Regions from separate parts of the Homo sapiens genome. Here region 1 is linked to region 2. A link is an interaction called in ENCODE POLR2A ChIA-PET data of the cell type or tissue named here. Cell type or tissue: K562. All regions are shown on one strand. Links, peaks and the distances in the headings refer to the core of each region. The heading gives the core; the rest is flanking DNA.

Region 1 (16,346 bases), core at 4,712-12,711, 570 kb before region 2:
AGTGGGGATGCTTAATTAGTACAAAAATATAGTTAGATTAAATGATTAAATGAATAAGATCTAGTATATGATAGCACAACAGGGTGAATACAGTCAACAATAACTTATTGTATATTTTAAAATAACTAGGCCAGGTGCAATGGCTCACACCTGTAATTCCAGCACTTTGGGAGGCCAAGGTGGGTGGATCATCTGAGGTCAGGAGTTCGAGACCAGCCTAGCCAACATGGTGAAACCCTGTCTCTACTAAAAATACAAAAATTAGTCGGGCATAGTGGCAGGCGCCTGTAATCCCAGCTATTTGGGGGACTGAGACAGGGAGAATTGCTTGAACCCAGGAGGCGGAGGTTGCAGTGAGCTGAAATCATGCCATTGCACTCCAAACTGGTCAACAGAACAAGACTCCATCTCAAAATAAACTAAAATAACTAAGAGAGTATAATTGTGTCTGTAACAGAAAGGATAAATGCAGCTGGGCACAGTGGCTCACGCCTGTAATTGCAACACTTTAGGAGACTGAGGCAGGAGGATCACTTGAGCCCAGGAGTTTGAGACCAGCCTGGGCAACGTAGGGAGACCCTGTTTTTAGAAAAAAGAATTTTTTTTAAATTAGCTGGACTAATTGGCACATGGTGGCACATGCTTGTGGTCCCGGCTACTTGAGAGGCTGAGGTGGGAGGATTGCTTGAGCTCAGGAGGTCAAGGCCACAGGAAGCCATGATTTCACCACTGCACTCCAGCCTTGGCAACAGGACAAGACCCTGTCTCAAAAAAAAACCAAAAAAGGTTTCAACTTAAAGTGTGCTTGAGGTGATGCATACCCCACTTACCCTGATGTGATTATTACAGGTTCTATGCCTGTATCAAAGTATCTCATGTACCCCATAAATATGTATACCTACAACGTAGCCACAAAGATTAAAAATAAAAACAAAAAATTAACTGTAATCCCAGCACTTTGAGAGGCTGAGGTGGGCAGATCGCTTGAGGCCACGAGTTCAAGACCAGCCTGAGCAACATGGCGAAACCCCATGTCTACAAAAAAGACAAAAATTAGCTGAGTGTGGTGGTGTGCCCCTGTAGTCCCAGCTACTAGGGAGAGTGAGGTGGGAGGATCACTGGAGCCCGGGAGGTCGAGGCTGCAGTGAGCTGAGATTGTTCCACTGCACTCCAGGCTGAGTGAATTTTTAATTTTAATTTTTTCATAAGTTATTGGGGTACAGGTGGTATTTGGTTACATGAGTAAGCCCTTTAGTGGTGATTTGTGAGATTTTGGTGCACCCATCACCCAAGCAGTATACACTGCTCCCTATTTGTAGTCTTCTATCCCTCGCCCCCTCCCACCCTTTCCTGACTTTTTATTTTTAATTTAAAAAAAAATTTAATATTAAAAAAGTGAAAAAAAAAGGAAGGACACCATGTTTATTGATGAATATTTCTTAATCTATCCCTTCACTGTCTAGGTTTTTCTACAGCTCCCAGTAGAGCATAACTTTGCCATGGTTGTCCATACAAAAGCAGCAGGCAGGACCAGTATCAAGGTCACTGTTCACTGCATGAACAGTTCCTCTGGGCAGTTTGAGGGGAATTTGTTGGAACTCTCTGATGAAGTACAGATCCTGGTAAGCTTCCAAATCTAAATCTTATTTTCGTATATTAAGGATAAGAAAGTTATATTCTCTTACCATCAACAAAGAGCTTAGTCTGGATAGAGACAGATAATTGTTAGAGCGATTCCTGGAACAGGTTTGTACTTCCTAGATCTTTATAATTCCTGCTAATTGCTTGTATATAGTTTTGTTTTTTGTTTTTGTTTTGTTTTGTTTTGAGACGGAGTTTCGCTCTTGTTGCCAAGGCTGGAGTGCAATGGCACAATCTCGGCTCACCACAACCTCCATCTCCTGCGTTCAAGTAATTCTCCTGCCTCAGCCTCCCGAGTAGCATGTGCCACCAAGCCCAGCTAATTTTGTAATTTTAGTAGAGACGGGGTTTCTCCATGTTGGTCAGGCTGGTCTGAAACTCCTGACCTCAAGTGATCCTCCTGCCTCGGCCTCCCAAAGTGCTGGGATTACAGGCGTGAGCCACTGTGCCTGGCCTGTTTTTTGTTTTTTTGTGGTTTTTTTTTTTTTTTTTTTTTTTTTTGAGACAGTCTTGCTCTGTTGCCCAGGCTGGAGTGCAGTGGTGTGATCTTGGCTCACTGCAAGCTCCTCCTCCCAGGTTCACACCATTCTCCTGCCTCATTCTCCCAAGTAGCTGGGACTACAGGTGCCTGCCACCATGCCCGGCTAATTTTTTGTATTTTTAGTAGAGACAGGGTTTCACTGTGTTAGCCAGGATGGTCTCGATCTCCTGACCTCGTGATCTGCCCGCCTCAGCCTCCCAAAGTGCTGGGATTACAGGTGTGAGCCACCATGCCTGGCTTGTTTTTTGTTTTTGAGACAGAGTCTCACTCTGTCACCCAGGCTGGAGTGCAGTGGCACAATCTCCACTCACTGCAGCGTTCAGGTAATTCTCCCTGCCTCAGCCTCCCGAGTAGCTGGGATTACAGGCGTGCACCACCATGCCCGGCTAATTTTTGTATTTTTAGTAGAGACGGGGTTTCGCCACGTTGTCCAGGCTGGTCTCAAACTCCTAACCTCAAGTGATCCACCCGCCTTGGCCTCCCAAAGTGCTAGGATTACAGACGTGAGCTACCACGCCCGGCTGCTTTTATATACTATTAACATTAGAAACTATTAGTACTTGCAGGTGAGTAGTCTGGAAAAAAAAAGAAAAGAAACTGTAGCACACACACTCCCTTCAACTCCCCATATCAGGAACACAGGATATGAACACCATAGTAACTAGAGAGGGATTCATTTCTGATCCACTCCACCTGACATAGATATTATAAGTCCATTAACAATTTTTATTTAATTATTTATTTATTTTGAGACAGAGTTTCACTCTGTTGCTTAGGCTGGAGTGCAGTAGCATGATCTCGCCTCACTGCAACCTCCACCTCCCAAGTACAAGTGATTCTCCTGCCTCAGCCTCCTGAGTACCTGAGATTACAGGCATGCGCCACCATGCCTGGCTACTTTTTGTATTTTTAGTAGAGATGGAGTTTCGTTATGTTGACCAGGCTGGTCTCAAACTCCTAACCTCAGGTAATCTGCCCGTCTTGGTCTCCCAAAGTGCTGGGATTACAGGTATGAGCCACCGCGTCCAGCCGATATAAGTCCATTTAAATATATTCACAGTTAGGATAAAACATAATTCTAACTTTTGATAAGGTGTAAGAGTATGAATAGTTTCTACAGATATTCTTGGGCTAAAAGCTAAATGGCTCTGTTGTTTTTAGAATTCAAAAAACAAATTATCACTTATATGGGTCGAGTAAGTTTCACTGCCTCTGATTTTGAGACTTTTTTTTTCTTTTCCTGTTTTATTTTTTCCTTTATTTTGGCTTTGGTTCTCTGATTCCATGTGAAGTAGAGGAAGGAGCACTTTACTAGAAGGTGGAAGACCTGGATGTTATTTCATGCTAATTTAATATTATAAGTTCTTTTCCCCAAACTTCATGTCATTTTACCAGAGCCAAAATTAGAAATTTCAAAGTATTTTTATACCTAATATCTAAGCAATATGGAAGATGTGGTAAGTGTAAACTTTGCTACATGCTGAGTCCCTCAGAGTCAGAAACAGGGCTAACATTAGGTTATATCTTCTAGAATATCTAGTTACGTTTTGAGTGCCTGGTTCATTTTGGAGAGGAGTATTGTGGACGATTTTAGACTAATTAGAAGTTAGGCAGACTGTTGATTCGTAGTTGTCATTTATTTGCATGTAATCTCTTCGGGATTATACTGAAGTCTATATGTAAGTAAAAGTCATAATTTGTCTTTGCCAAAAATGAGGAAAACATTTTCTCATTATAGGTGTTTGAAAAACTCCAACTCTTCTATCCAGAGTGCCAACCAGAGCAGATTCTGATGCCTATAAATTCTCAGCTCAAACTCCATACCAACAGGTAAGGAAAAGGGAGAATAAGGAAGTGCCAGGATCTAAGCTTAAGTATTTTCAGTAAAACATTGACATAGAAAGAACACTTTTGCCTTCTAGGAGATTTTTCCCAAATAATTTTTTGTGTGAGGTGAAATTCCCATAATGTAAAACTATTGTAAAGTGTAAAATTCAGTGGCATTTAGTACATTCACAATATTGTGTATTCAGCATCTCTATCTAGTTCCAAATATTTTTATCACCACCAAAGGAGATCCCATACCTGTGAAGCAGTCACTCTTCTTTCTTTCCTCCTCGCAGCCCCTGGCAATCACTAATCTGCTTTCTGTGTACGGTATTAGCTATCCTGAATGTATTTCATATAAATGGAATCATACAGTATGCAACGTTTTGTGTTTTTTGTTTTTTTTTTTTTGTTTTTTTTTTTTTTTTGAGACAGTCTCGCTCTGTTGCCCAGGCCAGCGCACAGTGGCACAATCTCAGCTCACTGCAACCTCCACCTCCCAGGTTCAGGCAATTCTCCTGCCTCAGCCTCCTGAGTAGCTGGGATTACAGGTGCCTGCCACCACACCTGGCTAATTTTTGTATTTTTAGTAGAGATGGGGTTTCACCATGTTGGCCAGGCTGGTCTTGAACTCCTGACCTCAGGCGATCCTCCCGGCTCGGCCTCCCAAAGTGCTGGGATTATAGGTGTGAGCCACCACGCCCAGCCTTGTGTTGGCTTCTTTAAGTTAGCATAATGTTTTTGAGGTTCATCCATGTTGTAGCATGTATCAGTACTTCTTCCTTTTTATGACTGAATAGTATTCCATTATATGGAAATACCACATTTAGTTTATAATTTCATCTCCTAATAGAAATTTGGGGCTGGGCACAGTGGCTCATGCCTGTAATCCCAGGCCTCTGGGAGGCCAATGCAGGTGGATCACCTGAGGTTGGGAGTTCGAGACCAGTCTGATCAACATGGAGAAACCCCAACTCTACTAAAAATACTAAATTAGCCAGGGGTGGTTGCACATGCCTGTAATCCCAGCTACTCAGGAGGCTGAGGCAGGGGAATCACTTGAACCCGGGAGGCGGAGGCTGCAGTGAGCCAAGATCACGCCATTGAACTCCAGCCTGGGCAACAAAAGCGAAACTCCGTCTCAAAAAAGAAAAGAAATTTGGGTTGTTTTCACCTTTTGGCTATTGTGAATAGTGCTGCTATGAATATTCATTTGCAAGTATTTACCTGAATACCTGCTTTCAATTGTTTTGGCTGAATAATTATTTTTTTGAAACGGAGTTTTGCTCTTGTCCCCCAGGCTGCAGTGCAAATGGTGTCATCTCGGCTCACTGCAACCTCAGCCTCCCAGGTTCAAGCCATTCTCCTGCCTCAGCCTCCCGAGAAGCTGGGATTACAGGCACCCGCCATCATGCCCAGCTAAAAATTTTTTTTTTTTTTGTATTTTTAGTAAAGACGGGGTTTCACCATGTTGGCCAAGCTGGTCTTGAACTCCTGACCTCAGGTGATCCTCCCGCCTTGGCCTCCCACAGTGCTGGGATTACAGACATGAGCCACCACACCCGGCCTAAATAATTCTTTAATTATAAATATGTAATAAGATTTGATTTTAAAGAAATAAGCATAATCCAAAGGCAGACTTTTACCTGAGGAACAAATAATTACACACGTGGAGAATGGCAAGCAGTTTTCTCGAGTACATCCCCTAACAGTAATCCTGGAAATTTTTACTCTTTTCTCTCTGGTCAGACAGGACCCCAAAAAGATGCCACTTCCTTTCCTTGTTCCCTAGGGAAGGAGCTGCCTTCGTGAGTTCTCGTGTTCTCAAGTGTTTCCCTAATTCATCCGTCATTGAGGAGGATGGTGAAGGGCTCCTGAAAGCTGGTTCCATTGCAGGTACTGCTGTATTGGAAGTCACTTCTATAGAACCTTTTGGAGTCAACCAAACAACCATAACTGGGGTCCAGGTGAGTTCATGGACTTACTAAAAAAAACAAATAAATAAAAGTCATACCCTGGCCTTAAAAAGCAGAGTTTCTTTTTTAAAAAACTAGAAATTTTCTTATCATGCCATTAAAGAAAAAAAGAAAAAGAAAAGAATTAGAAACTTCTGTATCATGAGAGAACATGAACCAGAAAAAAAAAAAAAAAAAGGAGAAGAAGAAGAAGAAGAAACTCTCTGGGAGTCAGAAATGAACCTATAAGAGGCCAGTCTTGACATGGTTATAAGCCATAAAATTAAAATGAACTTTAGAGCCCTTGTTATAAAACAGATCAGCCTGGCCGGGCACGGTGGCTCACGCCTGTAATCCCAGCACTTTGGGAGGCTGAGGCAGGCGGATCACGAGGTCAGGAGATCGAGACCATCCTGGCTAACACGGTGAAACCCCTTCTCTACTAAAAATACAAAAAATTAGCTGGGCGAGGTGGCGGGCGCCTGTAGTCCCAGCTACTCAGGAGGCTGAGGCAGGAGAATGCCGTGAACCCCGGGGGGCGGAGCCTGCAGTGAGCCAAGATCACGCCACTGCACTCCAACCTGGGCGACAGCAAGACTCCATCTCAAAAAAAAAAAAAAAAAAAAAAAAACAGATCAGCCTAAATTTATATGATTGTCTTCCTAGCAGCTTTGGCAAAAGGACTGGTATCGGAGGAGTGTAGAATGATTGCTATCAAAATTGGCTGGGCTGGGTGACTCACGCCTGTAAGCCCAGCACTTTGGAAGGCTGAGGCAGGAGAATCACTTGAGGCCAAGAGTTTAAGACCAGCCTGAGCAACATAATGAGACCCCTATCTCTACAAAAAATGAAAAAAAAAAAAAAATAGCCGGGCTTGGTGGCACATGTCTGCAGTCCTAGCTGCTTGGGAGGCTGAGGTGGAGGATCACACGAACCTAGGAGTTCGAGGCTGCTTTGTGCTGCAATTGAACTGCTGCACTGCAGCCTGGAAAACAAAGCAACAATCTGTTTCTTTTTAAAAAATTAAGCTTTGCTACAAGAATTAAAAAATTGAGAAAAGACCTCAGAGATAAGTTAGTCTTAACACGAAAAAAAATTTTAGACATTAAACATCTACTATATACTATGTTCGTCATTGTATGTATATTATCTCTTTTAACTACCACAAAAGCCCTATGAGGTAGGCATTATTATCCCCATCTAACTGTTAACTGATAAGAAACCTGAGACCCAGAAAAGTTACATGAGGCTATGAAATGATAAAGCTATGATTCAAACGCGGGCTTCACTTACTGTATCACAGCTCTCTTACAGTGTGAAAACACAATATAGATTGTGTTCCTGATAAGTAATTGATTATTTAACCATAAATATTGAGCACTCTGCATGAAATGGATGAATTATAGTCCTTTCCTCATAAAGCTCCAGCTTCTCTTCACATTCCCACAGCTTTAAAAATTAAAAACCTGGCTGGGCACAGTGGCTCACGCCAATCCCAGCACTTTGGGAGGCCGAGCCGGGTGGATCACGAGGTCAGGAGTTCAAGACCAACCTGGCCAAGATGGTGAAACCCCCATCTCTACTAAAAATACAAAAAAATTAGCCGGGCATTGTGGCGGGCGCCTGTAATCTCAGCTACTCAGGAGGCTGAGGCAGAGAATTGCTTGAACCCAGGAGGCGGAGGTTGCAGTAAGTTGAGATTGCACCACTGCACTCCAGCCTGGGCGAGACAGCAAAATTCCGTCTCAAAAAAAAAAAAATTAAAAACCCATTTCAAGCCGGGCACAGTGGCTCACGCCTATAATTCCAACACTTTGGGAGGCCAAGGCGGGCAGATCACTTGAGGTCAGGAGTTTGAGACCAGCCTGGCCAACATGGTGAAACCCCATCTCTACTAAGAATAGAAAAATTAACCAGGCGTGGTGGCAGATGCCTGTAATCACAGCTACCTGGGAGGCTGAGGTAGGAGAATTGCTTGAATGCAGGAGGCAGAGGTTGCAGTGAGTCAAAATCATGCCGCTGCACTCCAGCCTGGGTGACAGAGTGAGATTCTGTCTCAAAAAAAAAAGAAAAGAATTTCCTATGCTGCTATGCTGTCATATTTCTTTTCACTCTGACTTAAGTCATCTCACATCAAAAGCTATTTCCTATGGAAAAGAAACATCACTCTTTATCATTGATTATAAGTCTCAGAATATGGTTGCAGCACTTCTCCAGTGCATCTTTCTCTGTACCAGTAGGTTTTGTCTCCCACAGGTAGCACCGGTGACATACCTGCGAGTGAGCAGCCAACCCAAGCTATACACAGCCCAAGGAAGGACCCTGTCAGCATTTCCCTTGGGCATGTCTCTTACCTTCACTGTTCAGTTTTATAATAGTATCGGAGAGAAATTCCACACACACAATACCCAGCTTTATCTGGCTCTGAACAGGTATGGAAGTCAAAGGAATGGTATTGACACTATGGTAGAAATCTTGCATATTAGGCTAGTATTATATAGCAGCTCCAGTAAATTCCTCTCACATTCTGAATTTGGAAGTTGATCTTTCTTTTGTTAAAAAAAATTTTTTTAAGTGAGGCCAGGTGGGTGGCTCACACCTGTAACCTCAGCACTTTGGGAGGCTGAGGAGGGAGGATCACTTGGGCCCAGGAGTTCGAGACCAGCCTGGACAACATGGTGAAACCCCATCTCTACAAAAATACAAAAATTAGCTGGGTGTGGTAGCGTGTGCCTGTAGTCCCAGCTACTAGGGAGGCTGAGGTGGGAGGATCACTTGAGCCCAGGAGGCAGAGGTTGCAGTGAGCAGAGATTGCGCCACTGCACCCCAGCCTGGGTGACCAATTAAGACTGTCTTAAAAAAAAAAAAAAAAAAAAAAGACCAGACTTAGGCAATGGTATTAGTTGTCACTTAAGAAAAAATGCAGGATATCTTAAATCTGTCAAGTTCTAATTCACTAAAAGATCCATAGGGAGCTAACTGGAGTATTATTATCAAAAGGCTTTACTGGAAAAAAAAAAAAGCCTTCCTGGGAACTATACGTATGAAGGTAATAGACTGATCCTTGGCCCATACTTACTTACTCTTTATTGTGGAATTCCTTCTGAACTTCTGAGCTGTTGAATATAAAATGTGGTAGGGTGTTCTCCAGAACTATTTTCTAACTATTGTCTCTTTTTAAAGATTTCTACCTTTAATGTCTACTTGCAGAGATGACTTGCTGCATATTGGACCAGGGAATAAGAACTATACTTACATGGCCCAGGCTGTGAACAGAGGGCTGACACTTGTGGGGCTTTGGGACCGGAGACATCCAGGCATGGCAGATTATATTCCTGTTGCTGTAGAGCATGCCATTGAGCCAGACACCAAGCTTACCTTTGTTGGAGATATCATCTGCTTCAGTACTCACCTTGTCAGCCAGCATGGTATGTATACATTCCCTTTCTCAAACTTACAATTGATAGTTGTGGGGATTAAAAAGCAGTTATTAAAAAAAAAAGCAGTTATTAATCCCTTGGACTGGTATAGTGGTTTATACCCATAATCTCAGCCCTTTGGGAGGCCAAGCTGGAGAGGTCACTTAAGGCCAGAAGTTCAAGAAAGCAATTAATCCCCTAGAATATTTTTTTCCAAATTATCTAAAATCTGAGGGACTCTCTGAGAAAGAAAATAATTTTGAGTATTTTATTATTTGTAATGTTACTGATAATTTTTAGCTTAATGCCTGTTTCACTCAATAGCCAGCCAATTAGAAGCCAGCCAGTAATATTGATCAAGAGTCTATTGGATACATAGCTCTATTTTATATTATGTAGATAGTGCAGGGTACTGTGTCTTCTCCTCCATTCCCAGCTTTTGAAGGAGGGTAATTACTATATTGAAGGACAGTAAAGGATAACAGGAAGGAAAGGGCAATAAGGCTTTAGTTCTAAGAACTAGTTATGTGTATGCTATTTTGTGAGGCACATTTGAAGGCCTAAGTCCTAACATATCATCATTGTAATAAGGTTTTTTCTTTTACCCGGATAAACTATACTTTGTTTTGTTTTTTTTTTTAGAGACAGAGTCTCACTCTGTCATTCAGGCTGGAGGGCAGTGGGCAGTGACATGATCTCTGCTCACTGCAACCTCTGACTCCTGGGTTCAAGCGAGTCTCCTGCCTTAGCCTCCCAAGTAGCTGGGACTACAGGCACACAACACCACGCCTGGCTAATTTTTATATTTTTTATACAAGGGGTTGGCCCCTGGCCAACTATACTCTTGAAAACAAAGCATTTCTGTCCTAAGTACTGAGTTAAAAATAAAATCATAAGCCAGGTGCGGTGGCCCATGCCTGTAATCCCAGCACTTTGGGAGGCTGAGGTGGCGGGATCACGAGGTCAAGAGATCGAGACCATCCTGGCCAACATGGTGAAACCCCATCTCTACTAAAAATACAAAAATTAGCTGTGCATGGTGGCACACGCCTGTAGTCCCAGATACTCGGGAGGCTGAGGCAGGAGAATCGCTTGAACCTGGGAGTTGGAGGTTGCAGTGAGCCGAGATCGTGCCACTGCACTCCAGCCTGGCAACAGAGTGAGACTCCATCTCAAAAAATAAATAAATAAAATAAAATCATAGAAAACATTTGGGAGGCCGAGGCAGGCAGACCACCTGAAGTCAGGAGTTCAAGACCAGCCTGGCCAACATGGTGAAATCCTGTTTCTATTAAAAATACAAAAATTAAGGCCGGGTGTAGTGACTCACGCCTGTAACCCCAGCACTTTGGGAGGCTGAAGCAGGCGGATCACAAGGTCAGGAGTTCAAGACCATCCTGGCCAGCATGGTGAAACCCCGTCTCTACTAAAAATACAAAAATTAGCTGGGCATGGTGGCATGTGCCTGTAGTCCCAGCTACTTGGGAGGCCAAGGCAGGAGAATTGCTTGAACCCAGGAGGCACAGGTTGCAGTGAGCCAAGATCACACCACTGCACTCCAGCCTGGGTGATGGAGCGAGACTCTGTCTCAAAAATAATAATAATAGTAATAATTAAATTATCCCGGTGTAGTGGCATATGCCTCTGGTCCCAACTATTGGGAGGCTGAGGTGGGAAGATTGCATGAGCCCAGGAGATCAAGGCTGCAGTAAGCTATGATCGCACTACTGCACTCCAGCCTGGATGACAGGCTGTGTCTCAAAAAAAAGAAAAGGAAATCATTCTTTGGTTAGGAAATGAGTGTGAATTCTTTGGGTTTCCAAATATCATATCCCAAAGTGGTGTACACTGCCTGGATGTGTACATCCAAGTAAGAACTGCTTGTAGTAATGTATGGTTTTGGCTTTGCAGCCTCTTCTGGTAACTATGGATACATATGTTTAGGTAAAGTGATGTAAATGTTGGACCTGACTTTAACATTAATACGTATTTTGGACCTTGATACAAAGGGGCTCTATACAGCTGAATCCCCCAATGCTATAACAGCTGATTTGCAAACAACCACTACCAACATGCAATCCAGGACCAATGAGCTAAACCTACTTTAAGGTTGGCAATGAGAGTTACAATCCCCTGATTATAAATCCCTTGTCAATGAAGCAGAGTATTTTTTACCCTCTCTTTTTTTGTTTGTTTGTTTGTTTTTTTGAGACAGAGTTTCACTCTTATCACCCAGGCTGGAGTGCAATGGTGTGATCTCGGCTCACTTCAACCTCCACCTTCTGGGTTCAAGTGGTTCTACTGCCTCAGCCTCTCAAGTAGCTGGAACTAGAGGCATGCGCCACCACGCCTGGCTAATTTTTGTATTTTTAGTAGGATGGGGTTTCACCATGTTGGTCAGGCTGGTCTCGAACTCCTGACCTCAGGTGATCCTCCAGCCTCGGCCTCTCAAAGTGCTGGGATTACAGACATGAGCCACCGTGCCCGGCCTATTTTTTATTCTTTTTAGCTATATTTTTGACAGGATTGTCCCATAGTCTTCCAATCTGGAATTTTGGGAGGCTTCATCATGTGATGAAGGAAAGAGCCATATGCCAGGATCAGTAATCCTGCAGGCTAAGTACAAACTCTAACCCAGTATTTGGCATTCCTCGGCCATCTTTAGACTTAAGCCAAAATAAACAAATCCTTTCTCTTGCCATGGTCACTTTTTTGCAGTCTTCTTGCTGTCATCAATCAGTAGCTCAAAGCAAATTTGTCCTTAGTAGCTTCTAAACAAAATTTATTCAGAAAGTTATCCCTGTATGTAAAAAGAGCTTCTCTTTTTCCCAAGGAGAACAGTTACATTCTCCAACTACGTAGCTCTTCTTATGATTCTTTATTTTGCTGGCATGATATACGAAGAGGAACCTGACACTGAGAAAACAGTTATCTTCAAAGCTGGCTGTTTCTCCTGGGAAGAGATATCTGCATGCTTGAAAAATTTACTGATTTGGAGTATGAATAAGTCCAGAGTGATTTATATCAAAGGCTTCAGCCAAGTGTTTTCTCTTGTCTTTTCCTAGGTGAACCTGGGATATGGATGATTTCTGCCAACAATATTCTACAGACAGACATTGTCACTGGAGTAGGAGTGGCCAGGAGTCCGGGGACTGCAATGATTTTTCATGACATCCCAGGAGTAGTGAAAACATATCGAGAGGTAAACATAACTGTATCAGAGTTTAAGAGACTAGGGTGACTATTGCCACATATGAGGATATGCATAGAGAAAATACATCTTAGGAAAGGAAATACACTCATAAAACAGATATAAAGCCAGCCAGCAAACTTTACTGGAACACAAAGCTAAACAGTGTTCAGGATTCTTAACCAGCAGAATGACTACCTGTGTTTTAAGAGATCACAGTGGGTACTGGTTGGCACTAGACACTAGACACCAGGGTAGAAGTTGAAAGACCATTTGGGAGTCTACTGCGGTAATCCAGGTGACATATGTTGGCAGATCAGGGTGGTGACAGAGGAGGTGATAAGAAGTTGATCAGATTCTAGGTATATTTTATAGGTAGAGCCAATAGAGTTTCCTCACAGATTATATCTAGAACATAAGAAAATCCAGAATGATTCAGGTTTTTGGTTGAACAGCTGAAAGGACAGCATTACCGTCAACTGAAATGGGGAAGACTGTAGGTGGAACAGTCTTGGAGGGAAAAGCAGTCATCTTTGGATATGTAAAATTGGGTATGTCTATTAAATGTCAACTGGATATGTTGAGGTTGCTGGATATAAAAGTCTGGGAGTCATTGGAATAGAGATATTTAAGGCCATTAGATCACCAAAGAATGAATGTAAAATAGAAAAAAGGCCAGGCGCGGTGGCTCACATCTGTAATTCCAGCACTTTGGGAAGCCAAAGTGGGAGGATCACCTGAGGTCAGGAGTTCGAGAACAGCCTGGCCAACATGGTGAAACCCCATCACTACTAAAAATACAAAAATTAGCCGGGCCTGGTGGCTCACATCTGTAGTCCCAGCTACTCAGGAGGCTGAAGCACGAGAATCTCTTGAACCTGGGAGGTGGAGGTTGCAGTGAACTGACATCAAGCCACTGTACTCCAGCCTGGGCAACAGAGTGAGAGTCGCTCTCAAAAAAAAGAAAAAAAAAGAGAAAAAAGACCTAAGTACTAAGTTCTGGGAGCACTTCAATCTTAAGAGTTCTGATTGCCTTTTGATTAGTGGCAAATGGAAAAAGAAAGAAACAAAAGGGAAAAAGGGAGCTCTGAGAGAAGAACCAATAAGAAAGACTTATAAGAAACAACCAGGCTTAGTGCCGTGGCTCACGCCTCTAATCCCAGCACCTTGGGAGGCCAAGGCAGGTGGATCACAAGGTCAGAAGTTCGAGACCCAGCCTGACCAACATGGTGAAACCCCGTCTCTACTAAAAATACAAAAATTAGCTGGGCGTGGTGGCACACACCTGTAATCCCAGCTACTCAGGAGGCTGAGGTAGGAGAATCGCTTGAACCCAGGAGGCAGAGGTTGCAGTGAGCCAAGATCACACCACTGCACTCCAGCCGGGGCAACAGAGTAAGACTCTCTCAAAAAAAAAAAAAAAAAGAAAGAAAGAAACAACCAGTGAAATGGGAGGAAAATCTAGAGATATGTGTATCCTGGAAGGCAAATGAAGAAAGTATTTCAAGGAAAGAGGGAGTGATCAACCATCATTACTATTAATGGGTTAAGCTGAAAATTGAGAAATGACTGATGGTTTTTGCAGTATGGAGACTGGTGCTAGTGACTTTGTTGAGTAGCTTCAGCAAAGTGACCTGAGCCCCCCCCTTTTTTTTTTTTTGTTGGAGACAGAATCTTGCTCTATTGCCCAGGCTGGAGAGCAATGGTTTAATCTTGGCTCACTGCAACATCTGCCTCCTGAGTTCAAGCAATTCTCATGCCTCAGCCTCCTGAGTAGCTGGGATTACAGGCACGTGCCACTACCCCCAGCTAATTTTTGTATTTTTAGTAGAGACAGGGTTTCACCATGTTGGCCAGGCTGGTCTCGAACTACTGGCCTCATGTGATCTGCTCGCCTCCGCCTCCCAGATTGCTGGGATTATAGGCATGAGCTGCCACTGCGCCCAGGCTTTTTTGTGCGTGTTTTTTTGTTTTTTTTTGAGATGGAGTATCGCCCTGTTGCCCAGGCTGAAATGCAGTGGTGTGATCTCAGCTCACTGCAACCTCTGCTTCCTGGGCTCAAGCTATCCTCCCACTGCAGCCTCCCTAGTAGCTGGGACTACAGGTGCATGCCGCCATGCCCAGCTAATTTTTTTGTTTTGTTTTGTTTTGTTTTGTATTTTTGATAGAGATGGCATTTCACCATGTTGCCCATGCTGGTCTCGAACTCCTGAGCCCAAGTGATAGGCCTGCCTCGGCCTCCCAAAGTGCTGGGATTACAGGCGTGAGCCACTGTGCCCAGACAGAGTGACCTGAATGAATGTTTGATTGGAGAATTGGAGAAAAGGACTTGGAGACAGTGAATATAGAAAGCTCTTTTAAGGAGTTGGGGTTAAGAGTTTGTTTTGTGGATTTTTTTTTTTATGAGAGAAATAGTGGATTGGGAATGATTCAGTGGAAACAGAAAATTTGATGTAAGTCAGAGGATTGCTGGAGGGAGTAATATTCTTGAGTAGGTGAGATAGGTAAACAATAAAGGGATTTTTTTAATGAAATATTTTCTATTCCCTTCTTAAATATATGTAATGTCTCCTTCCTCTTTGCCCAAAGCACTTCTTTGATCCTCTTTTTTCATTCCTCAAACATGGTAGCTACAACTTTTTGTGTATCTACTATGGGCTTGGCACTTCTCATCTTTTTTTTTTCTTTTAAGAGACAGTGTCTCACTGTTGCCCAGGCTGGAATACAATGATGCAATCATGGCTCACTGCAGCCTCAAACTCCTGGTTTCAAGCCATCCTCCTGCCTCAGCCTCCAAAGTAGCAGGACCACAAGTGTGTGCCAGCATACCTGGCTAATTATTTTTATTTTTTTGCAGACACAGGGTCTCGCTATGTTGTCCAGGCTGGTCTCAAACTCCTAGATTCAGGTCATCTTTCTGCCTCAGCCTCCCAAAGTGCTAGGATTATAGGCATGAGCCACTGCACCTAGCCATCTATTTTTTTTATTTTTATTTATTTATTTATTTATTTATTTATTTATTTATTTATTTATTTATTGAGACAGGGTCTTGCTGTGTCACCCAGGCTGGAGTGCAGTGGTGTGATCTCAGATCACTCAGATCCACCTCCTAGGCTCAAGTGATCCTCCCACCTCAGTCTCCTGAGTAGCTGGGACCACAGGTGCACACCACCACACTCGGCTAATTCTGTGGGGTGTGTGTGTGTGTGTGTGTGTGTGTGTTTTGAGACAGAGTCTCACTCTGTTGCCCAAGCTGGAATGTAGTGGCGGAATCTCAGCTCACTGCAACTTTTGCCTCCTGGATTCAAGCAATTTTCCTACCTCAGCCTCCCATGTAGCTGGGATTACAGGCACCTGCCACCACACCCAGCTAATTTTTGTATTTTAGTAGTGACAGGGTTTCACCATGTTGGCCAGGCTTGTCTCGAACTCCTGACCTCAAGTGAGCTGCCCACCTCAGCCTCCCAAAGTGCTGAGATTACAGGCATGAGCCACTGTGCCCAGCCAATTTTTTGTGTTTTTGGATAGATGGGGTTTCACCCTGTTGCCCAGGCTGATCTCGAACTCCTGGGCTCAAGTGTTCTACCTGCCTCAGCCTCCCGAAGTGCTGGGATTACAGGTGTTTGCCACCACATCTAGCCCAGTCTTTTTTTTTTTTTTTTTTAACATCCAGTACACCTATCACTTTTAATTGTATCACTTTTAACTCTGCAAAATAAATATGTGGGGCATGGAGGGAGGGAGAGCATCAGGAAGAATAACTAATGGATGCT
Region 2 (16,346 bases), core at 3,630-11,629:
GATAATTCCCAAGAGCAGACATGAAGTGACTCCCACCTCACTCCCACCCCGTCCAGCAGCTTAAGAACCAGAGAGTTATTTCTGTTCCTTGTAACAGAGGCCATTCCTGTTTCTCGTTCCCAAGGGAATACAAGAAGGGCCCCCTGTGCTCGGGACAGGACTGTGTTTCCTGCTAACACTCACGTCCACGCTCACATGTGCACCTGGAGCCTGCACACACCGTGTCATGCAGGGCTTGCACTTGAGTCAAGGTGGGGCCCACGGTGTCTGGTTCCTGAAGCAGCCGAGGAGGGTCAGACACCAGATCACCAAGGCCATTGTCCTGCCCCCATGACTGTCACCCCGACTGTGAAGCTGGAGGAGATGGATTTGGTGCTCTTTTAAGAGTGGGGTCTGCCATGTGCTGGCTGAGGCTGGGGTGTCCCAGCTTAGTTCTTCCATGTGTTGCTGGCGCCCGACTCTCCCTGCTTCTCCCTCTCTGAAGCACTGTCCACAGCTGGACTTCCGCCATCCACCTGCATCTCCTCTTGGCCCTGGCCAGGATGGGCCAGGTCTCAGACTTGGTCCTACCCTCTCATTTTTGAGCAACTTATCCCATCACATTAAAAAAAAATTGAGTTCGTTCTGCTACACCTTATCCGTGTTTTTACTCTGTCCTCAGCCCTCCTTCCAGCACTCCCAAATAGAGACCCTAACTTAAATGAAGGGAAAAAAATGATTGTCTTTATTTCCTGAAGGCTTTTTGAAAGCAAAGATGAGCAACACTCAAGCTGAGAGGTCCATAATAGGCATGATCGACATGTTTCACAAATACACCAGACGTGATGACAAGATTGAGAAGCCAAGCCTGCTGACGATGATGAAGGAGAACTTCCCCAACTTCCTTAGTGCCTGTGTGAGTCGGTGTCTAGCTTCTCAATGTTGGAGGATACATTTTGCTATGTGGCCTTGGACAGATCACCCTCACCCTCTGATTAAAAAATTTCCCATTTGCAAATAGGGCTTTATTACTTGGATCATATGTGAATCTAAGGATGGTAGGCAAAAAAGTATGAAAATGGGAAAGAGTTATACAGATATAAAGGAGGTTATTAGATGGTCAGCAAAGTGTGCAGCTTGAGGGCAGTGCACAGTCCCCTCCCAGCACTCACTGACCCTCTCTCTGTGAGACTGAAACTCACATGCTCAGGTCCTGTTTCCCAAAGGCCCCACATCAACATCCCTGAGATTACTGGGAAAGCACTAGAAGTTCCATTGTTAGTAGAAATCAATAGCCCTCTTTGCAATAAACAAGACTCATTAGCAAATCTGAAAAAAAACTGTGGGCTACTAGGTACCAAAGGGTCTAGATGACCAAGAGTAGGATACCCAGAAGATGAGTTTGGTGGAAAAGGAGAAGAAAGGAGAGGAGGCCAGAGAAAGAAGAGAACAAAAGCATGAGGGCCAATTTTGAGGCCCTGGGGTAGAACTAAGGTAGGCAGTGCCCTTAGAGGCTGGGACGGGAAAGAGTGAGGCTGGGGCAGGGGACTGCTCTCCCCAAGGTCACTTAACAGAGCACCTTGGGACAGGACCTGCCTCCCATCCTGAGGTGTGAGACAAAAAGACTCCCTAGAGAACTCCAGGGATAACACTCACGTCCTCACCCCAACTTCACCCACTCACCCTGTGCTCTCAGCCCCGCCACCATGCCTGTGCAGATCTAGGTACTTGTCTGTATCTCTGCCTCCTCCTCTCCCTCCCAGCCCAAAACTTGTTTGTGATTGAATTTTTCTATTTTGTATGTTTTTCTCTTCACAGGACAAAAAGGGCACAAATTACCTCGCCGATGTCTTTGAGAAAAAGGACAAGAATGAGGATAAGAAGATTGATTTTTCTGAGTTTCTGTCCTTGCTGGGAGACATAGCCACAGACTACCACAAGCAGAGCCATGGAGCAGCGCCCTGTTCCGGGGGCAGCCAGTGACCCAGCCCCACCAATGGGCCTCCAGAGACCCCAGGAACAATAAAATGTCTTCTCCCACCAGACACTTGCCTTATTTTCTTCTTCTCTTTGGTGACCTACGTTGTCAAAACTACCAATTCCAGGTTAACTTTGTTGGAGAATTTCCCCCACCCCCATCCAGTGGGTCACCCAGGAGTAATGTCCCTCCAGCAACGTTCCCCCTATGGCCTCCAGCAGAGCTGAGCTGCCTCTCACACAGGTCCTGGTGTCTGCTTCTGCCCCGCTCCCTAAATGCAGCCACCATGGCAGGTTCCAGGTGGAAGTCAGTGGAAAGCTCCTGCCAGATCACAGCAATGTTCCTCCTTGTCAAGGCATGGACCAGGGTCATTCAGACACATTCAGATACCGCACTGAGAAGGGGCTGGCATCTCTCAGTGTGCTCCTGCCCTCCCGCTCCTGCCCCAGCTGTTCTCCAGGGCTTGGGGAAACAGAAACCACTCACATAGGGATTCCTGGATGGCATCAGGCTCAGGGCCCTTGTGGCTATGAATGGGATGCTCAGTAGTTCCCTGAGGATGAGCTCCCTTGTCCTGTGGCCTGGGCTCCAGGGGCTGTGTCCTCTCTCTGTGCTGTGCACTTGTGTGCATGTGCCTAAGTGGGTGACCCTGTGGAAGTGAGAGGGAGTCATCTTGAAGCTGAGCTGTCCTCGATGGTTTGCTAAATGCCAGGACTGGGTTTCTGGTGATAAATGAATATTCCAGATTTTGAGGAGCTCAAAGTAGTCCAGGAGTCCAAATAAGGAGTCTAGCCGGAATAAGGCAGCACCACGGAAATGTCCTAAGGACTGACACAGAGAGCTCATGCTGACTGTGATGAGAAATTGCAGCACCTCTATCTCGCAGGTAATGGAGTAGTTTGTTATTGGTAGTCTACTCCAGGCCAGGCAGTGTGCTATGGGCTGAGGATGCAGAAACAAGCAGGGCACAGTGCTGTCCTAGCAGAGCACTGGTGGGTCTCTCCATGCAGGCCACAACACAGGGTCAGTGTTCACCTGGTGTCACTTCCAGGCCATGTTCTGTGCAACTGCTCTTAGTATTCTCCCTAGAGGCTCACATCATCTGTCCCTATCATTCTTACCACCCTGGTCAATCTCCAGCTAACGTCTCAATCAGGCAAACATTCTTCTTAGAGGAATCAGGCAACCATCTCAAAAATTCTCATTCCATTCCCCCAGCAGAAGTGTGTAGGATGAGTTATTTGTTCTTGTGAATGACTGTTCCACTCCACACTCACACCTCTATTCACAGACCAGCATCTCCTCTCCTCATCAGGAATCTTCCTTCCTGAACATATTCTGCACCTTGTCAGCCTTCAGGACTGATCTGCAGTTTTCACCTCCAAATCCCAATGTCTGACCATTAGTTTTCTTCTCTCCCTTTCTCATTCTCATTCCACCTGTTCTTGGAACTCACAGAGGACTGCAGTCCCTGGGCTTTCATTTTTTCTTACCAGACCCCTGCTGCCTTCTCTATGTAGCCTGTCCCCATCATCCACCCCAGAATTGCTCTCTTTCCTCTCTTAGCTCTGTTGCCCACTTTCCTTGGGCCACACCTTCCCTGAAGATCTCCAAACCAGGACCATCTTCCCCCGTTGTCCTCCTCTCTCCTTCACCAGGACTGCAGGTCACTGCTCAGAACCATCATGCCAGGGTCCCAAGGGTGGGTACCTGACTTCCTCTCTCCCCAGCACTCTCTGAATCCCTCCTGTTCACCCAGCTGCTGTTATTCCAAGAATGCGCAACACCTCCCCCCATCAATATATCTCAGTATTTCGTGCCTCAATACCAGTCTTTCAAATGCTGCCTCTGCTGGATGTCATTTAATAAGTCATCTGTCTCATTAACTTACATTTCAAGACAGAGCTTTAATGTCAACTTCTCTTAGACATTTAGATGGTGAACCACTATCCCTTCACCCCAAAGAAATGATCTCTGCCTCATTTGCACTTCCCTCACCCTGAGCCCACTCCTACTGTAGTGGCTACATTACCTCAAATTTCTTTGATGTCTTTCCATGCAGACTTGGAATCATGGAAGGAAAACACTGTTAACTCAGATCTCCTGGTTACCCAGCATATAGCAGTACTGGATCCCAGCTTATAATAAGTACTCTATATAATTTTTTATTATAAAATGCACTTGTGCAAATTCTGGTCAATACCACCTCATGTAAACAGCAGTGGAAAATCTAAAAACTTCAGTTTGGGAGGCAGGTTGTGAAGCTTAGGAGAGATTCTGGAAACCAGAATCTGGAACTAGGCCAAAAAGAATAATGCAAATGACTGAAGAGCTTGACTCAAGTCCTGATCTCCCAAAAGAAGAGAGGGTCTCCCTGGGGTGGGGTTGCTGGACCTTCAATCCATCGCTACAGTCCAGAAGGCAACTGGCCACTCCTAATGTGGGCCTGCCCTCCCTTTATTTTTCCAGTTCTTATTTCACCTGATAATATTCCATCCAATGGCAATGGCACATAAAAATTAGGATGGAGTGTGTGGACAAATACTTCTTCATCTTCTTGTCTAGGATTAGAAATCACCTTCTTTCTCAAGGGAGCCTTGTCTAATGTTCCTGAGACTATTTCACACTCTCCATGCTTATGTCAATGCAGGACTCATCACATCTATTTGGATATTCTGTTTACACACCCATGTCATCCCAGAGAGGTGATCACAGGGTAGGGACACATGTGTGGCATGCAGTTCCTAGTTAAGATCCCAAATCCTGAGATATTGCTGATTTGCTATGGCAGGTTGTCAAGAGAACTGTGTTATTCCAAACTCACCAAGGTGGCTTATAGAACAGAAGCAGATGGATATAAAGAGGAGAGGGGGCCAGACCATCTCCGCAACCACAGCCCAGAGCTCCAAACAGGCACCAGATAGAAAATTGGTTTGATTTCATCCAATATTTTTTCAAAAGAATGTCAAGGAATAGGGTGGGGGCAATGTGTCATTCTGCATTGGAAGGAGGACATTTTAGAGCAAGGCCTAAGGGCACAGGTATTAGTGTCATATTGATCAGAATTCAACCTTTGTTCCTAAGCCAAAAGAACAAAGTTGGAGGCATCACGCTACCTGACTTAAAACTATACTACAAGGCTGCAGTGACCAAAACAGCATGGTACTGGTACCAAAACACAGATATAGACCAATGGAACAGAACAGAGCCCTCAGAAATAATGCCGCATATCTACAACTATCTGATCTTTGACAAACCTGACAAAAACAAGAAATGGGGAAAGGATTCACTATTTAATAAGTGGTGCTGGGAAAACTGGCTAGCCATATGTAGAAAGCTGAAGCTGGATCCCTTCCTTACACCTTATACAAAAATTAATTCAAGATGGATTAAAGACTTAAATGTTAGACCTAAAACCATAAAAACCCTAGAAGAAAACCTAGGCAATACCATTCAGGACATAGGCATGGGCAAGGACTTCATGTCTAAAACAGCAAAAGCAAAGGCAACAAAAGCCAAAATTGACAAATGGGATCTAATTAAACTAAAGAGCTTCTGCACAACAAAAGAAACTACCATCAGACTGAACAGGCAGCCTACAGAATGGGAGAAAATTTTTGCAATCTACTCATCTGACAAAGGGCTAATATCAAGAATCTACAATGAACTCAAACAAATTTACAAGAAAAAAACAAACAACCCCATCAAAAAGTGGGCAAAGGATATGAACAGACACTTCTCAAAAGACGACATTTATGCAGCCAACAGACACATGAAAAAATGCTCATCATCACTGGCCATCAGAGAAATGCAAATCAAAACTACAATGAGATACCATCTCACACCAGTTAGAATGGTGATCATTAAAAAGTCAGGAAACAACAGATGCTGGAGAGGATGTGGAGAAATAGGAACACTTTTACACTGTTGGTGGGACTGTAAACTAGTTCAACCATTGTGGAAGTCAGTGTGGCGATTCCTCAGGGATCTAGAACTAGAAATACCATTTGTCCCAGCCATCGCATTACTGGGTATATACCCAAAGGATTATAAAACATGCTGCTATAAAGACACATGCACACGTACGTTTATTGCAGCACTATTCACAATAGCAAAGACTTGGAACCAATCCAAATGTCCAACAATGATAGACTGGATTGAGAAAATGTGGCACATATACACCATGTAATACTATGCAGACATAAAAAAGGATGAGTTCATGTCCTTTGTAGGGACATGGATGAAGCTGGAAACCATCATTTTCAGCAAACTATCGCAAGGACAAAAAACCAAACACCGCGTGTTCTCACTCATAGGAGGGAATTGAACAATGAGAACACATGGACACAGGAAGGGGAACATCACACACTGGGGCCTGTTGTGGGGTGGGGGGAGGGGGGAGGGATAGTATTAGGTGATATACCTAATGTTAAATGACGAGTTAATGGGTGCAGCACACCAACATGGGACATGTATAGATATGTAACAAACCTGCACGTTGTGAACATGTACCCTAAAACTTAAAGCATAAAAAAAAGAAAAATTCAACCTTTGTTCTAACACATACCAGAGCAAGAATTTACTTGATTTAGGGTGATTAGTAGCTACTGTACGTTATATTGGTACTAAAGAGAAAGAATAATTGACAGCTGTATGCCCACACTCACATGACAGCTGATGTGAAAGAGATTCTGGAATTCCAAATGGTCCCAAGAAATTCTGATATTAAAACATTCCAATAATTTTTTTTTTTTTTTCAGACGAAGTCTGACTCTGTCGCCCAGGTTGTAGTGCAGTGGAGCAATTTTGGCTCACAGCAACTTCTGCCTCCCGGGTTCAAGCAATTCTCTTGCCTCAGCCTCCCGAGTAGTTGGGATTACAGATGTGCGCCACCACATCCGACTACTTTTTGAATTTTTTTGTTATTTATTTATTTATTTATTTTTGGAGACGGACTCTTGCTCTGTCGCCCAGGCTGGAGTGCAGTGGCGCGATCTTGGCTCACTGCAACCTCCGCCTCCCAGGTTCACGCCATTCTCCTGCCTCAGCCTCCCGAGTAGCTGGGACTACAGGCGTCTGCCACCACGCCCGGCTAATTTTTTTGTATTTTTAGTAGAGACAGAGTTTCACCATGTTGGGCAGGCTGGTCCAGTAACTTGTGTATATCGCATAAATATACCCAGAGTGTTGTGAGCTGTCCGTGGTGCTGAGTTCACTGTGCCGTCACTCCTGCCTCTCGTTGCTTTCTTCTGACTGACATTTATTCAACCTTCTCTACAGGAATCTCTTATATTCCCCCGCACGCAGGTGGTTTTTCAGTAGGCTCCTGAAGAGTGATCTTAACTTTCCAGGAAGAAAAGAGGGCAAAGGGAACAATGTGAAAAGGAGCAGAAAATCATAGAAGACCATGTGTTTGATAAACAACCAGATTGTTTCCACATTGTCACTATAACCACACCATGACAGCAGACTCGTATATGTCCCCTTATGGATCTGTGAGGTAGTTTCTTTGGTATTCATGCCCAGAAAAGGGGTTGATGCATCATAGAGAATACATATGTCTATATATTTAACTAAGTGTGAGGTAATATTTTATTGTTTTTGTAACTTGTATTTTACAAGAGTTCTGACCAGCACCAGATAAGCTTCAGTGCTCTCTTTTCTTTGGCCTCAATATTACTGGATTAAATAATTACTGCTTTTCACTAGGAGCATCATTTATTTACCATTATTTTCAATTTTATATTAAAACTCAATTTCTAGTAGAGTGGTTTCTTAGGTTCATTTTTCTATTTAAGTATTTTTTAAATCTTTTATTATTCTTTACCCTGTTTCAAACTAAATTAAAGCAGTTTATGTGAACCAACCGGCTTCTTTGGGAATTACATAGAAGAGCATGAGAGCCTTTATTTCATGCAATCCAACAATGTAACTTTAAAGAAATTTACAGTGGAACTCCAACTCATATCCACATTGCTCTATGCACAGTTAGAATTATAACATCTGAGCTGCATTTACTCTATAATGTGCAGCCACGGTATTTTGCCTATCCACTCCACCACGGACACCTTCCCGACCCTCATATTGCCTCCCACTCCTTACCATCACAAACAATACTATAAGGAACATCATTATATATATTTCCTTATGTATCTGTGCGAATATTTTTTGGAGTATATATATATTCCAAAAAATAGGCTACCTGGGACACAGATTCTATGTGTTCTTGGCTTGACTATTGTTTTCTTACCAACAGTAACAAGAGGTCCTATAGCTCAACATTACTGCCAATATGTCTGTTTCTGGCTTTGGAATATTTTTGTTGCAGACTAATTATCCCAATAAAACATATAAAAATATGAATAAAAATCAGAAAATTATCTGCTTCGAAGCAACAGAAAGCTACCAAAGTGACCAGGACTTGAAGGCTCTGGTTATCCAAGAGAAAGAAGACTCGATCAATGCACTGAACATTAAAGCTGCTTCTCTTCCTGAGAAATTTATCAGTTGTCAAGTAGTTTGAACAAAGAAGTTAAAAACCAAACAGAAAGTAACTTCTAAGAGACAAAGAAGATTGTTTGTGACTTTAATAGTCATTCAGGGCTGGTGAGATTAAAATTAGTGTTGAGGACTTCCAACACAGCCAGAACTTGAAAAGCCAAGAATTTAGATAAAAGAGAAGCAACAAATGGTGAGTCGATCACTCCAATTTTCTCCTCTTGCGGCATGCGTCTTTTCACAAGTTGTACAGGATAAGAGGTACAGCCCATCAGAATATTTTTGTTCAAAACCTAAATAGCTAATCAGAGCCTTTAGGAGATAAAAATCAGAGCTCAGAGTATTTCCAAGGTAGAGGTACCTTCTAAACATTTCAGGATTTCAGTTAGAACCCCTAAAGCGCTACTCCTAGGAATAAGTATATGGGTCAGAAATATAAATCCTAAAATTCAGTTTTGAATTAACTCTATCCCAGATTGGATTTAAATAATCTGCTACTCTAATTGCTTTCCAGAAGCTAAAGAAAATTCTCTGGAGGGAGAGAAAATCATCCATATCCTGAAATGAAAAATTTTCATTTTCAATGTTTAACATTCAAAATATTCAAGTACACCATGAGAGAAGATAAAAATAGAAAATCAGCTGGGTGCAGTGGCTCCCTCCTGTAATCCCAGCAATTTGGGAGGCCCAGGCAGGTGGATCACTTGAGGCTAGGAGTTCAAGACCAGCCTGGCCAACATGGTGAAACCCTGTCTCTACCAAAAAAAAAAAAAAAAAAAAAAAAAAAAAATACAAATATTAGCCGGGCGTGGTGGCATGTGCCTGTAATCCCAGCTACTTGGGAGGTTGAGGTGGGAGAATCGCTTGAACCTGGGAGGCAGAAGTTGCAGTGAGCCAAGATCTCACCACTGCACCAAAAAAAAAAAAAAAAAAAAGAAAGAAACTGGTAAAAAGAGAAAAATAGAAGATATAACAAACCCAGAGATGATAAGCCAGGCACAGAAAGATAAATATCACATGTTCTCTCTCATCTGTGGGAGCTAAGAAATTTGATCTCATGGAGGTAGAGAGTATAATGACGGTTACTAGAGGCTGGGAAAGTGGGTGGGTGGGGTGAAGGGACCCATATACTTATTCCTAGGAGTAGCACTTTAGGGGTTCTAACTGAAATCCTGGAATGTTTAGATAGTACCTCTACCTTGGAAATACTCTGAGCTCTGATTTTTATCTCCTAAAGGCTCTGATTAGCTATTTAGGTTTTGAACGAAAATATTCTGATGGGCTGTACCTCTTGTCCTGTACAACTTGTGAAAACACGCATGCCTCAAAAGGAGAAAATTAGAGTGATCGACTCACCATTTGTTGCTTCTCTTTTATCTAAGTGGGTAGAAACATACAGCTGTATAGAAGAAATAAGATCTAATGTTTGATAGCAGAGTAGGGCAACTATAGTTAACAACAGTGTATTGTATATTTCAAAATAGCTAGAAGAGAGGACTTCAAATATTCCCACCACATAAAAATGATAAATACTTGAGGTGATAGAAATGTCACACATGTACCCCATAAGTACGTACAAATATTTTATATCCATAAAAATTCTTTTCTTAAAAAAATTTGCTGTAAATGGAAGCAGAGAATTGAGAAGATCGCAGAGGAGAATGAAGTCAAAATAATTCTTTAAGGTCAGACAAATAACAGTATACTTGTACAGAATGAAAAGACCAGAAAACAGAAAAAATGATGGTGCATAAGAAAAAGAGGAGAATTTCTGTAGTGAGTGAAAAAAGCAAGGGGAATGGGATGTAGTGTAAGAGGACGGATGGACCTCTGCTGGGAACATAAAAAATTCATGGTAGTTGGGGGAAGGCAGAGTGTATGGCCACTGATTCTGATAAGAAGGTAGATGGGGTCATTGAAATATGCAAATACTCTCTTATTTGTATTGAAAGTGCAGTTGGATTAGTGGTCATGAATTTGAAGTGTGACCAGTCAACAAGGTAAGCACATTTTTTATCCAGACTGGTTTATCTGCAGAAGTGTAGGCAGAGTTGGATTTACCCAGTGTTGGCAATGATCATTCATAGCTGATACATAAGAAAAAGACACCCAGACATGTACTCTTGATAGTAGACAACCCCACATTTGAAGCAATCTGCTTTAAAAAACCTGAACCCTGAATATACTTAAGGCTCTAGATCTACCGAGTTACAAAGGGAAGAGAGAGGCTGAGTAATCTGTTAATTGACACCACATGGATGCAATCAGGAACTCCAGTCTGTAGGAAATTCTGCAGGAAAAATAACCCACTTTCTACAACAACAACAACAAAATGAAAGGAGAAAAAGAAGAAATTGAGAGTGAAGCTGCACATTTAAAAAGCCTTGGCCGGGTGCTGTGGCTCATGCCTGTAATCCCAACACTTTTGGAGACCGGGGCGGGCAGATCACTTGAGGCCAGGAGTTTGAGACCAGCCTGGGCAATATGATGAAAAACCATTTCTACTAAAGATACAAAAATTAGCCGGGTGTGGTGGTACATGCCTGTAATCTCAGCTACTCAAGAAGCTGAGGCAAGAGAATCACTTGAACCTGGGAGGTGGAGGTTGCAGTGAACGAAGATTGCACCACTGCATTCCAGCCTGGGCAACAAAGCAAAACTCTGTCTTGCAACGACAACAACGACAAAAACAAGAAAAACAACAAAAACAAACAAACAAAAAACCCCAGAAAAAACAAAAAACAAAAAGCCAAAAAAAAAAAAAAAAAAAAGAAAAAAGAAAGAAAACAACAACGAAAAGGTTTTAGAGCCGTATCAATCAGATATACTGTATGTAACTTATTTAATCTCTGGTTAAGTAAACTTAAAAAAAATCCATCACAACTGGAAAAATGTGAATATTGACAGGATATTTGATTATATTAAAGAAATATTATTAATTATTTTTAGATATGATAGTAACATTGTGATTATGGGCTTCTTAGGTTGTCCTTATCTTTTAGAAATACAAATTGAAATGGTTAGAGATGAAATTATATGAAGTTTGGAATTTGCCCAACAAAAACGAAGGATAGGAGTGGATGGTACTATAAGTGGAACAAGATGGTCATGTATTGACCATCATCAAAGTGGGCAATGAATACATATGGAGTTATCACACTATTTTCTCTATTCTTAATGTGTCTGAAAAATTACTTCATAATTTAAAAAAATTTAAAAGGATGAAATAAAGACATTTTCAGATATACAAAACTAAGACGACTTAACCCCCACCACACTCTTACTAAAGAAACCTCAAAAGCAAGTACAGTACTGCAAGTAAAGGGAAAACTACCCTAATGCACAAAGAATGATAAATAATGGAAATAGCAAACAAGTGAGTAATCATAGTTAAATATTTGTGTAAATCAAAAATAATAATTCCTGGCCCTGAACAGTGGCTCACATGTCTAATCCCAGCACTTTGGGATGCCAAGGTGGAAGGATCCCTTGAACCCAGGACTTCCAGACTAACCAGGGCAACATAGTGAGATGCCCATCTCTACAAAAAATAAAAAATTAGCAAGGCATGCTAACACACACCAGCAATCCCAGCTACTTAAGAGGGTGAGTCAGAAGGATTACTTGAGCTAGGAAGGTCAAGGCTGCAGTGAGCCATGATCCTGCCACATCACTCCAGCCTGAGGAACAGAGCAAGACACTGTCTCAAATAATAATCATTCCTAAAGGAGGGACAATGATCATTCATAGCTGATACATAAGAAAAAGACATTCAGACATGTACTCTTGATAGTAGACAACCCCACATTTGAAGTAATCTGCTTTAAAAAACCTGAACCCTGAATATGCTTAAGGCTCTAGATCTACTGAGTTACAAAGGGAAGAGAGAGGCTGAGGAATCTGTTAATTGACACCACATGGATGTAATTTTTAAGGAGAGTTAAAACTGAAAAAAAAAATAGCATATAAGCCAGAAGGGAAGTCTCTAAATTTAAAGTGAATTATTTAGATTGTTCAGGTGGAGAGAAGAGATATTGATTAACTCTAGTCTAGTTTATGTTGCAAGCAAGTTAAAATTTCAAAGGTAACCACAAAAATTGAGTGCTTATGTGTGTGCGTTTGTGCGTGTGTGTCCAAACCTATAAAAGAAGGGAAAACCCACATAAAAAAATACGTATGGTTCACCCCTGTAATCCCAGCACTTTGGGAGGCTGAGGTGGGTGGATCACTTGAGGTCAGAAGTTCGAGACCAGCCTGGCCAACATAGTGAAATCTTGCCTCTACTAAAAATACAAAAATTAGCCGGGTATGGTGGCGGGCACTATACCTTACAAGTAATTTCAGCTACTCAGGAGGCTGAGGCGGGAGAATTGCTTGAACCCGGGAAGGAGAGGTTACAGTGAGCTGAGATCCCGCCACTGCACTCCAGCCTGGGTGACATAGTAAGACTGTCTAAAAAAAAAAAAAGAAAAAAAAAGATAAAGTAGCTAATCAAGAATCTACTGTAGTGCCAATATGCATGACCAAAGAGAAAGAGGAAAATAACACAGCAACCAGAGAAAGGGACCAGTTTACTGGCTCTTGGTGTCTGCTATGTTGGGGTCTGGGTGGAGAGCCCATGGGCTGGGCTGGGCTGGGCTTGAGCTTGGTCATCTGTAACCCTCAGAACAAGGCTTCTGGCCATGGAACTAATAGAGTAACTCCTTAGCAACTGCAGCAACACTGGAGAGAAACTCAAAAAAACTGATCTCCTCATCATGATTCCTGTCCTTCTTAAACAACTTTTCTAAGAAATCGGGCTCTTTTTTTTTTTTCCTCTGAGTAGAAGATATCAAACAAAAGGAAGGTTACAACCTGGGGCTGGACTAGGAAGATGAGAAGGGGATGGCAGAGGCTAAGGGGAAATATGTAGGGGGTAAGGTGGGGGTTGCAGGAGGGTGGGGTTGGGACAGCCGTAATGGATGGGATGGGGAGCCCTGACCCTGGCATTTTAACTGGTGACTCTTGGCTCAAATGAGAGCATGCATAGGAGATCTAAAAATTCTGAGGCTGGGTCTGCCTGTGCCCCTTGAAATGCCCAATATTCATTCTACATGGGCCAGTACCCTTTGAACCCCAGTCTCAAAACTACCTCCACTTGGCTGGGTGTGGTGGCTCACACCTATAATCCCAGCACTTTGGGAAGCCGAGGCGGGTGGATCACCTGAGATCAGGAGTTCAAGACCAGCCTGGCCAACATGGTGAAACCCCATCACTACTAAAAATACAAAAATTAGCCAGGTGTGGTGGCACGTGCCTCTAATTCCAGCTACTTGGGAGGCTGAGGCAGGAGAATTGCTTGAGCCTGGGAGGCAGAGGTTGCAGTGAGCTGAGATTGCACCCTTGCACTCCAGCCTGGGAGACAGAGCGAGACTCCATCTAAAAAAAGCAAGCAAGCAAGCAAGCAAGCAAAAAAACAAACAAACAAACAAACAAAAAAACTACCTCCACTCCTCTCCTCATCATTCCATCAAAATACACCAATTCTGAATCCCCTCCTTGTCAGAGCTCACTCTCTGTGATTCAATCTGTTGCATTACTTGTGCCAGTGAGGTCAGTGGGTGCTAATGGTTTAATGGTGAAGTTAGATGTTATAGTGAGTGGGAATCAAAAACTCTCCAGGGTTTTAGGGCTGCCTCATTTCACTTGGCATTATGATTCTGTGGTGTCACTACTGCTCCCAGGGGTACATGAAAAGAAGCTTCCAGAAGGAGGAGATGAACCCAAAGAGTTGAATCTAAAGGGGGAAATTTTTTTACAGACAGAAGAGAGATACTTTAAGCCAGGAGACCTTCTCCCGACCCACAAGTCACCTAGCCTGCTGACTGTCTAATAACAATCGTTAACACCACTATCCCTCTTCCCATCTTACAAAGCATCGCATGTGTTTTACCTCATTTAAATGTTCATAACAATCCCAGGAAATAAGTGACATTGTCCTCATTTTTACATCTAAGGTAACTAAGGCTCCTTGAGTTGGTGTTTACATATTTGTAACAGAGAAATAAGTAAACAGCAGGGGCTGTGCAGGAAATTGGGTCTTCTCACCCCATCCTGGACTCTGTCTACTACACACCTTCCATTCAGGAGTAGAGGTGCAGGTGGCTGGGGGGAGGTGTGAGATGCTCGCCAGCCTGCCACATCGGTGCCTCTCCATGAGCTGGTTCTCAGGCCAGTCAGGGCCATGGGTGCCGTGCACTCCTGCCCCACTCCCACCCAGCCGCTGGGTCCCTGCTCACACAGGCCGATAGGAAGGTGGGGGAAATGCATGATGTTGGACAGCCAGATCTGCCCATGGCATCTTAATCTCGGGTGTATTTGTGACATAGGTTGAGCAAGCCCTTCAGCAGCTCCTCAGCTCCCGTGTCCAGTAAGCTGCAGGAAAGGATGCTGGTCACCTGGCTTGCTTTCTAACGTCTGAGACTATGGGGAACAGGGATGAGAGGAGACAGGATAGGAAGGGAATGGAGTGAGGGCCGGGGCTTCAGGGAAGGTGAGAGGCAGCCCTGAGATGGAGCAGAAGGAATCTGATAATCCTTCAGTCCAGATGAAATCCAGAGGAGGGAATAAATGTTTGAGGAGAGGGAGGGGAAGTCGTGGAAATTGTAAGGGAAATTTTAACCCCTGGTCCTATCACTTTTACTGCACAGCCTCATGTGGCTGGCGATGGGACAGAAGGTTCAGATGAGTTGTCTGGGTGGGGCAGATCCTTCAGGACCTGGGCATCTGGTGGGAATTGCTGGGCAGGGCCACCATGCTCTGGGAGGGTGGTGGACCACGGCCAGGCTTCACAGCCTGAGGCTCCTAGCCAGGTCTGAGACTCACTGGAGGTCCTGTTCCTTTGCCCAGATCTACTCTTTACACAGGTCTTCCTCTGCCTCCTCCACGGCTCTGAGTCAGGCTAGCGATTTGGGGTCCATGCCTTCACTTCCTCCTGGGTAGTGCTCACTCTCCAGCCTGCTGTGCTGCCCACTCATGCAGGAGGAACAGTCACGGGCTGGGAATCAGGTCTAGACCAAGCTGTGCCACCCTAAGCTGTGTCACCTTGGACGAGACACACCCCTCTCTGGGCCTCAGCATCTCCACGTGTACAATGAGGGTCAGGATTGGATGATCTCCCATCACATTTAGCTCTGAATTTTGAAGACTCTCTGAGTCTGTAGACTGGGGACATATGGGTGGCAATGTCTCTGGGGGGAACCATAGACAGAGCCACAGGGCTCTGGGACGTCAGAGCACTGCTCACTGCAGGAATCTCTCTCCTTTTAGGTGTTAGGTGAGCTTTAAGAGAAGAGCCAGTTCTTGGTTTGTTCCTTGCCAATTCGCTCTGCGTGGAGTTAGCCCATCTGTGTTCCCTCCTATCGAGGCTTCCTTGAGGTCCTGAGCTTCTATGACCCAGGCACCCTGTTGACACTTGGGATCCACCACTACTCTCCAGCCCACATGCAGCCAACCTGGGCTTGAATAGAGGATGAGCCGCTGCACCATCCTCCTTCCCCTGGAGAGGGAGGGTAACCTGCAGGTGCTTTCTTCTCCCATCTCCAGGAAAGTGCTTATTACTGAAGAGAAGTGAGGACCAGAGACCCAGCAGCTTCCTGCTGTACTTGACCCACTCAAGTGTCTCCACAGGCCATGGGAGAAGTGATCTAGGACTCTTCTACCATAGGATGGTTCTTTATACCGAGGTGGGGCCACCCAGAGGGTGTCAGACACGTGCCCCGGATTTGAGGGTCACCTGTGCTGTTTGTCCTCCTAGAAAGTGAGAGGTTAAGAGAGAACCACCCCTCCATACTATGGGGCAGTCCCCCTGGAGCTGTGTCCTGATGGGGTGGAGGGCAGGTCAGGCCCTCCC

Evidence for each region. ChIA-PET counts read pairs that join two places held together with the same protein. Peaks named below come from ENCODE experiments on the same cell type or tissue, not always from the same donor. Only the 100,000 strongest peaks of a DNase experiment are listed, where the experiment ranks them.
Region 1: POLR2A ChIA-PET joins it to region 2 with 7 read pairs; 2 of 35 experiments call an interaction of 5 or more read pairs at or near these places.

Annotation. Positions count from the first base shown.
Region 1 is chr1:154,015,172-154,031,517 of GRCh38, reverse strand. It overlaps NUP210L (nucleoporin 210 like), which reads left to right. Exons shown (of 40, transcript NM_207308.3): 28 at 1,464-1,622; 29 at 3,921-4,012; 30 at 5,802-5,976; 31 at 8,221-8,396; 32 at 9,175-9,392; 33 at 12,449-12,585. Among named protein-coding and RNA genes, the nearest start is that of RPS27, 33 kb to the right of the region's middle. In K562, for the core only: no CTCF peak of the experiment used is centred there; no DNase peak of the experiment used is centred there.
Region 2 is chr1:153,443,422-153,459,767 of GRCh38, reverse strand. It overlaps S100A7 (S100 calcium binding protein A7), which reads left to right. Exons shown (of 3, transcript NM_002963.4): 2 at 738-895; 3 at 1,798-2,024. The coding sequence starts at 755. The coding sequence ends at 1,962. It also overlaps the pseudogene S100A7P2. Among named protein-coding and RNA genes, the nearest start is that of S100A7, 9.1 kb to the left of the region's middle. In K562, for the core only: no CTCF peak of the experiment used is centred there; a DNase peak (open chromatin) is centred at 7,177.